2 separate regions of the Homo sapiens genome follow, and region 1 is linked to region 2. Evidence: chromatin contacts called from ENCODE Hi-C or POLR2A ChIA-PET data. All regions are on one chromosome and are shown on one strand. Each heading gives the region's core, a stretch centred on a gene start or an enhancer-like site at or near the end of the contact. The rest is flanking DNA. Distances are from core to core; before and after follow the strand shown.

Evidence for each region. A loop is a pair of places that touch in the nucleus more often than their neighbours do. ChIA-PET counts read pairs that join two places held with the same protein, here RNA polymerase II (POLR2A). Pooled maps may share reads with other maps.
Region 1: a map of CD8-positive, alpha-beta T cell shows a loop between it and region 2 (8-fold over the local background). The contact joins the promoter of KIFC1 here to the enhancer-like site in region 2. A Hi-C loop is called at or near these places in 12 of 168 maps with a recorded cell type or tissue (B cell, CD4-positive, alpha-beta T cell, CD4-positive, alpha-beta memory T cell and 7 more), 17 of 37 single-sample maps with no recorded cell type and 17 of 50 pooled maps. POLR2A ChIA-PET finds 5 or more read pairs at or near these places in 23 of 52 experiments (A673, B cell, CD4-positive, alpha-beta T cell and 18 more).

What each region holds. Positions count from the first base shown.
Region 1 is chr6:33,390,516-33,394,935 of GRCh38, reverse strand. It overlaps KIFC1 (kinesin family member C1), which reads right to left and starts at 3,113. Exons shown (of 11, transcript NM_002263.4): 1 at 2,939-3,113. The coding sequence starts at 2,950.
Region 2 is chr6:33,343,872-33,347,937 of GRCh38, reverse strand. No RefSeq gene overlaps it. Among named protein-coding and RNA genes, the nearest start is that of SMIM40, 17 kb to the right of the region's middle. RefSeq lists a silencer at 659-859. Within about 2 kb of position 2,542, at least 12 of the 41 ENCODE cell types and tissues checked have a DNase peak (open chromatin) inside an H3K27ac peak, as active enhancers do; they include B cell, CD4-positive, alpha-beta T cell, CD8-positive, alpha-beta T cell and 3 more, where a contact is called at or near this core.

The sequences.
Region 1 (4,420 bases), core at 1,864-4,363, 46 kb before region 2:
CTCCAGATTTTAACAGCATTCTCTATCTATACTCACTATCCACTCCCATGCCTTTAAATATCATTGATATGCTGACAGTTTCCAAATTTATATGTCCAGCTCAGACCTCGATCCTGCACCTATACTGAACTGCATCGTCAACATCGCTATTTAAGGCTGGGAGTGGTGCCTCATGCCTGTAATCCCAGCACTTTGGGAGGCCGAGGCGGGCGGATCACTTGAGTTCAGGAGTTCGAGACCAGCCTGGCCAACATGGCAAAACCCTGTCTCTACTAAAAATACAAAAATTAGCCAGGTGTGCTGGCACGTGCCTGTAATCCCAGCTACTCGGGAGATTGAGGTGGGAGGATTGCTTGAAGCTGGGAGGTAGAAGTTGCAGTGAGCTGAGATCACACCACTGCACTCCAGCCTGGGCAACAGAGTGAGAGACTCCGTATCAAAAAAAATCTCCATTTGGAAGTCTAATAACTGACCTCTTGATGTCCAACCCTGCTTTGAACTTGCTCCTTTTGCAGCTTTCTCCATCTCAATTGATATAACTCCATCTTTCAGTTGCTCAAGCCAAAAACCCAGAGTCCTCTCTTTCTCCTACATACCACATCTAATCTGTCAGCAAAGCATGGCTGATTGTACCTTCAAAATATATCCAGAATCCAATCACTTTTTACTGTTTCTTCCACTGCTATCACCCTGACCTAAGACACCATCATCTGGCACCTAGATTATCATAAACCAGTGGTTCTCAACTGGGGGTGATTTTATCCCCAAGGTGACATTTGACAATGTCCAATGCAGTCCTGTACACTGTCAGATGCCTAGCAGCATCCCTGCCCTCTACCCACTAGATGCCAGTAGCAACCCCCCACCTAGTCACGACAATAAAAAATGTTGGCCAGGTGCAGTGGCTCATGCCTGTAATCCGAGCACTTTGGGAGGCCGAGGTGGGAGGATCATGAGGTCAGGAAATTGAGACCATCCGGGCTAACGCGGTGAAACCCTGTCTATACTAAAAATACAAAAAATTAGCCGGGCGTGGTGGCAGGCGCCTGTAGTCCCAGCTACTCGGGAGGCTGAGGCAGGAGAATCGCCTGAACCCGGGAGGCGGAGGTTGCAGTGAGCCGAGACCGCGCCACTGCACTCCAGGCTGGCGACAGAGCGTGACTACTTCTCAAAAAAAAAAAAAAAAATGTTGCAGGGCACGGTGGCTCATGCCTGTAATCCCAGCACTCTCGGAGGCCGAGGCAGGCGAATTGCTTGAGCCCAGGAGTTAGTTCCAGACCAGCCTGGGCAACATGGCAAAACCCTGTCTCTATTAAAAATACAAAAAATCAGCCAGGCATGGTGGCAGCTGCCTGTAGTCCCAGCTACTCAGGAGGCTGAGGTGGGAGGATCACTTGAGCCCAGGAAGTTAAGGCTCCAGTGAGCCATGATCATGCCACTGCACTCCAGCCTGGGAACAGAGAAAGAGAACCTGTCTCAAAAAAAAAAAAAAAAAAAAAAAGGCAATGGTGCTATGGTTACGAAAATCTGGTGGACCCAACAAATCTTATCTCTCTGCTTAAAATCATCCAATGATTCCCCATCTCACTCAGAGTAAAAGTCCTCACAACGACCCCCACAAGGACAAACTGTGATCAGCAACCCCACTACCCATTACCTGACTTCCTTTCCCACAACTTTTCCCCTTGCTCACTTCATTCCAGCCACACTTCCCTCCTTACAACTCTTTAGGGACTCTGCTCTAGCAGATTCCCTCTGCCTGAAATGTTCTTCCCTCACTATCTGCTTGTCTGTCTCCCTCACTTCCTTCAAGTCTTTATTCAACTCATCTTTTCCATGGGGGTTACTGAGACCACCCTATTTAATACTCTAACCCGCCAGTTGGCCTCCCCTATGTCCTCAACCTTGAATTTCTCCTTTTCTCCACAGCACTTACGGCCTTCTGGCAGTTATATAATTCATTTATTACATTTATTGTCTGTATCCCCATAGAATGGCAGCTCCACGATGGCAACGATTTGTCCCTTGTTCACTGCTGCATCCTAAGTACCTACAACCACGCCTAGCATGTAGTAGGTGCTCAATAAATACTTGATTAATAGATCTGAGAAGGCTTTTACTACTTCTTACTGTCACATAATACTACTCTGCTCTCTGGTTGTCACGAGAGAAAGAATCTCTCTTAAGGCTGAATCCTAACTTCAGGGAAACCTGAACGTGAAATACTAGTAAACAAAGGATTCAGGCAGACCTTTCCTGGCACCAGAGATAAGTACACTCCAGCTGTCACACACATTCATCTCTCTTCACTGGAGACAGGAAGCTGCATATGGTTGTGGGGTGCAGCAGGGCACCATTTAAGAGAAAGAACTAAATCAATCAGTTTCATTGGGCAGGAATCTGCACAATTTGGGAAAGGAGAGAGAGAATGAGAAGTCTTTTGGCCCAGATTACCCTACTCTCCTTCTCCCTTTCCTACACTCCGAAGCAGCAGTGATAAGGAGAGGCGATTAACACAAAAGGACCTCAGCAAGGATGTGGCCTCAGACACCATGTCCCCAAAAGGAAGAAGTCATATCAGAACTCTCCCTTCTTACACACTGCAATCACACCCTGAGTAGGAATAAAGAAGTGGAAATGTGTCAGACGAGCCTGAGAATTCGAAATGAGAAATCTCGGAGACATGAAAGTTAAGGGAGGGGCTCCAGAAACTTGAAGCTAGGGGAGGGCAGACAGACGTGCCTTCCGACCTCCCCGGGTGCTCTAAGCCGTCTCCACTCCTGCCTCCGCCCCTTTCCACTTGTGCGGGGGCGCACGGACCTTCGCTCTCCCGGTAGACATGACAAAGGCCGACCGGGAGCCGGGGGCGCGACAGCATCGGAGCGGTCAGCCTTCGTCCCCATCCCCAGGGCAGGACACCTGCGCCGCCCCTACTCACCTGCGGATCCATGTCCACCTCGGTCCCACACGCGCCGGGGGAATGCAGTGGAAGAGAACTGGGTGCCGGGGATCCTGGGACTCGCGTTCTCTCGCCCGCTCGCGAAGCAGGGTAGAGAACTCGCACGGCTCCGGCCGCTACCAGCCCCGCGCCACACCCGCCACTTTTGAATTCCAACGGCCACCACCCACTCTCACCGCGCTCTGCACGCAGGGACCAATCGTCGCTGTCGCCACAGCCGAGGGCCAATCGCAGCGTTCTCCGCCACCCGAAGCCACACCCCGCCCGACAGGCGCCTTGTCTTTTCTGTTTCGCAGGCGCAGGAGAGGTAGGCGGATTAATTCCACTTCCGGTGCCACTTATGCTTCTCACCCCTCCCCTCCTCTAGCGGCAATAGTGCTGGACTTCCGCTCGGCTCCCCGCCGTCGCTCGCTACGTCAGAAAATGCGTGGACGTCGCCGCACGAACGCAACTGGCCAAGCGAAACTGGTGGCGGCCGGAGGAGAAGGGGCGGGGACGCTGGAGGAAAGAAATGACGCGTGCGCAAACGAGGACCCGTGCCGGGAGACAGGCGGGACTAGCGCCTCCTGGTGACTGCAGTAGGGAGCGCACTTGTTTTCCGTCGACGTGATTGAGGCTCCAGCGCTGCCTCTCCTGGTCGTGGTTGACTGGGCCCGGAAGTGGCTCCTGGAGCCCTCACGTGGATGTGAGTGGCCTGGTCTGTTCATTCCCTGGTAATGTTGCCATTTCTCACCAAATTTAGGAATTTTTGCGCTCCATTGAAGCCTGACAGTGGGGATTCAAAGCTCAGGAAAGAACTTTTCTTTATAGCCCTCTTCTCTCAGCCAGCCTACTTACCTGGGTGCTGTTACTGGTACTGGGCTCAGGGCCTTTGGAGTCTCGAGCTCGGGGAAGATTTACTGCTTCCATTTATGGAGTATTTTATGTTTTGCAGATTGTGCACCTGTATTATCTCGTCTTTTAATCACGAAAATTCACTGAGTTCCTACATTGTGCCACATTCTTTGTAGAGATGGATGGAGACAGGTTCAGAAAGATTACACAATAAGGTCACACTGCTGGTTAGGAATGGATCTAGATTCCATTAGCTTCAAAATCCAAGCTATTTCTGTTAACTCACGTTGCCTCTAACAGTCTCGGTGACAAGAGCAACCCCTTACGTGTGAATAGGGTGCTAGTTTGCAAAGTCGTTCTACCATATTTACTCATCCGAGTTTCCATCCAATCCTGGAGGTAGTCAGGACAGGGTTTTATTTATGAAACCGAAAGGCAGGGGCCTCAAGCATATGTTCGGGGATTTGGTGTGCAGTTGGAAATTGGCAGGTCTGACACCCGCGCTGCCGTCTTCTATCCATTGCTTTAACTTGGCTTCAAACAAGCTTGTAGAGAGAAGCAGATTGTGGGGAGACACACTGTCTGAAAACCATGTTGCCATCCCCCCAACCTTTGATATCCTGGGAA
Region 2 (4,066 bases), core at 1,293-3,792:
GCCTTGAGAAGAGTTTTTATTAAAGAGGCATTAATGACAGAGGACCCTTGCGTAGTGAGGAAACCTCTTTTTGCCCATATAACAATATGGTGGTGCAGGATATGGAAGGCATATTTAGAGTTGTATAAATATTGACATGTAGTCCCTTTGCAAAAGTGAGGGCTCGAGTTAAGGCAATGAGTTCAGCTTGCTGAGAGGTAGTGGAGAGGGGCAGAGCAGTAGCCTCAATGATAGATGTGGAAGATACTATAGCATAGCCTGCCTTTGCTGGTGTGTGGCAATTAGGCCTGGTAGAACTACCATCAATAAACCAAGTGTGATCAGGGTGAGGAACAGGAAAGAAGGAAATACGGGGAAATGGGGTGAATGTCAGGTGGATCAGAGAGATACAGTCATGGGGGTCAGGTGTGGTATCAGGAATAATGTGGGAGGCTGGATTGAAGTCCTGGCCAGGAACAATGGTAACTGTGGGAGACTCAACAAAGAATGAGTACAGCTGAAGGAGCCGGGGAGCAGAAAGTATACGTGTTAGATGTGAGGAAGAAAATAGATTTATGAGAACTGTAGAGAGTGAGTTGAGCATAGTTTGTGATTTTGAGGGCCTGTAAAAGTATTAGGGCAGTGGCAGCCACTGCACGGAGACATGATGGCCAGCCTAAAACAGTAAGTCAAGTTGTTTGGACAAAAAGGCTACAGGGTGCGGTCCTGGTCCTTGTGTAAGAATTCTGACTGTACAGCCCTGCACTTCGGCTGTGTGTAATGAAAAGGGTCGGGATGAGTCATGGAGAGCTAGTGTGGGAGCTGTGTTTTAAGGAATGGAAAGGGGAGAGGAGAAAGGATTTAGGATCTATGGGGTCAGCTAGGTTTATCTAGAACAGAATAATGGGTTGTGGAGGGAGGTATTGAGGATAGGAGAGTATATGGGTTTGGCACCACAGGGTGGATAGGCAAAACAATTTGGTCGATATGGCGCAGATCCTGAACTAACCTGTAAGGCTTATCTGGTTTTTGGACAGGTAAAATGGGGGAATTGTAAGGAGAGTTTATAGGCTTTAAAAGGCCATGCTGTAACAGGTGAGTGATAACAGGATTTAATCCTTTTAAAGCATGCTGTGGGATGGGATACTGGCATTGAGCGGGGTAAGGGTGATTAGGTTTTAATGGGATAGTAATGGGCGTGGATAGTTCACCAGGGAGGGAGTAGAGGTGTCCCATACCTGTGGATTAAGGTGAGGAGATAAAAGAGAAGGACGTGAAGGAGGCTTTGAACTGGGGAAAAGGGCAGCAACGAAATGTGGCTGTAGCCTAGGATTAGTCAGGGAAGCAGATAATTTAGTTAAAATGTCTCGACCTAATAAGGGAGCTGGGCAGGTGGGGATAACTAAAAAGGAGTGCATAAAAGAATATTGTCCAAGTTGGCACCAGAGTTGGGGAGTTTTAAGAGGTTTAGAAGCCTGGCCATGAATACCCACAACAGTTATGGAGGCAAAGGAAATAGGCCTTTGAAAAGAAGGTAATGTGGAGTTGGTAGCCTCCATATTGATTAAGAAGGGTGACTTACCCTCCACTGTAAGAGTTACCCAAAGTGTCCGTGATGGCCCGGGAGGCTTCGAAGGTGATCAGACAGCATCAGTCTTCAGCCGCTAAGCTGAGAAGATCTGGGAAGGAGTCAGTCAGAGAGTCTTGGGCCAGAGATCCCAGAGCTCTGGGAGTGACTGCGAGGCGAGTGGGACAGTCTGATTTTCAGTGGGGTCCTGCACAGATGGGACACGGCTTAGGAGGAATCCCGGGCTGTGGGCATTTCTTGGCCCAGTGGCCAGATTTCTGGCACTTGAAGCAAGATCCTGATGAAGAAGGTCCTGTAGGAATGCTTGACCACTGCGGTTTAGGCATGTGCGGCTTAGGCATTTTGAAGTTCTCGTGTGCTGGAGGTGCAGCTGGGTTTTGTCTCACAGCAGAGGCAAGTAATTGTAACTTTTCTCTATTATTGTACACCTTGAAGGCAAGGTTAATTAAGTCCTGTTGTGGGGTGACGTGCACCTGTAATCCCAGCTATTCAGGAGGCTGAGGCAGGAGAATAGCTTGAACCAGGGAGGTGGAGGTTGCAGTGAGCCGGGATCACGCTACTGCACTCCAGCCTGGGCGACAGAGTGAGACTCCATCTCAAAAAAAAAAAAAAATTATTCTTTGTTCATTTCCTGACCCATGATAACCGAACCCCTGGTATTTTTCGCGTGGGTCCTGTCCACCTGATGGTAGTCAGGACTGTCCCTTACCGGGATTTTCTTAAAATTGATGAGCTCTCCTCCTTTCACGCATAACTTCAAGGCGATCACGTCGGGTGCACCACTTGCAGAGTTTATAGCTTGCAGTGAACGCCAAGAATGAGTTCTTAGACAATTCCAGCTGAGTGGGGCCGGGGGAATGGGGGGGGCATTTCTTCTAAGAGAACCCGCCCCAGCATCCGTCTGCCAAGTATTTATTGAAAGTGCTTGTTAAACCACAAACATCCACTAGATGGCTTTTTGAGGTCGGGTCGTGAGACACCTGCGGCCTCGTAAAAGCACTCAAACCGCATTCTCAGGAGGCTGTTTTCAGCGTTCCTTATCACACCACACACTCCACTCCCTGTCCTGTTTTCAGGGTCAAGGAATTTCATTCTCACGCACAAATAACATACACACAGTGCCTCAGTATTCTTCCATGCCCCGACCTCAGATGCCATGTACATAAGCTTGAATATGTTGCTGTGCACCCCCCACACTCAAGTGTCCCCACCCCTTTAAATATGTTGTGTGGGGCTAGTTCTTCCATTGCCCATGAAAGATAACTCAGGCAGGCCACAGAGCATACCTGCTCAATCCTTGGAACAAAAAAAAAAATCCTCCAAGCATCATTCTGAATTACGTTTTTTCTCTCGGCCAGCTCCGACTGAGTGGTTTGACATGGGAAGCTGCCAGTGTGAAACTGGCAGAGTGGCTGGCTTCCTCAAGAATTTCTTTCTTGCCTTCCTGTGTCTGACTCTCCACCCTCTCCCTCACAGCCAGAAGCAGAGGAGGTGAGGGGGACAAAATGCTTTACCTGACGGCCATACACTGGAAGTGGTTTTGGTTTCCTCTGGCTGTGGTGGATGTTCAAATTGACTTTTGCTCTTGTGCGATGTTTGTGTGTCTTTTATAAACTCCCAGTAGCTGAATATCTCTCACTTATACTCTGTAGCCCAAACTTTGAATTATATTATTTTATTTTTTAACTTTTACTTTAGGTTCAGGGGTACATGTGTAGGTTCCTTATATAGGTAAAGTGTGTGTCATGGGGCTTTGGTGTACAGGTAATTTAATCACCCAAGTAACAAGCATAGTACCTGATAGGTCCCACCTTGAATTTGTCTAGGTGTTAGATTGGCTGCAGTTCTCTACCACTTCCTGTTATCTGAGGCCTTTACAGTGTGCCTTGGTGGCTAGTCACTCTCACCAAAAGGTAGAGTTTAGGAGGGCATGGTGGCTCCCACCTGGAATCCCAGCTACTTGGGAGGCTGAGACAAAAGGATCACTTGAACCCAGGAGGTCGAGGCTGCAGTGAACCATCCATGTTCATGCCACTGCACTCTAGCCTGGGCAACAGAGAAAGATCCTGTCTCAAAACAAACAAAAAAACATGGCAAAACCCTGTCTCTACTAAAAATACAGAAATCAGCCGGTGGTGGCATGCACCTGTAATCACAGCTATTGGCTGAGGCATGAGAATGGCTTGAACCTAGGAGGTGGAGGTTGCATTGAGCCGAGATCATGCCACTGCACTCCAGGCTGAGCGATGGAGAGAGACTCTGTCTCAAAAAAAAAAAAAAAAAAAAAGTTTGATAACACACTCAGCTGATGGGGTGGGGAAAGGAAACTGGTACTGTCACACATTGCCGACAGGAAGGAAGGTACACTGGTGCGGCTTCTACAGAAAGCATTTTAAAAATATCTACCCAAATCAAGTATTTACGTATTCTTTGACCTAGCAATTCTACTTCAAAGAACATACATTTACACTAGACATTTTTTTTTTGAGATGGAGTCTT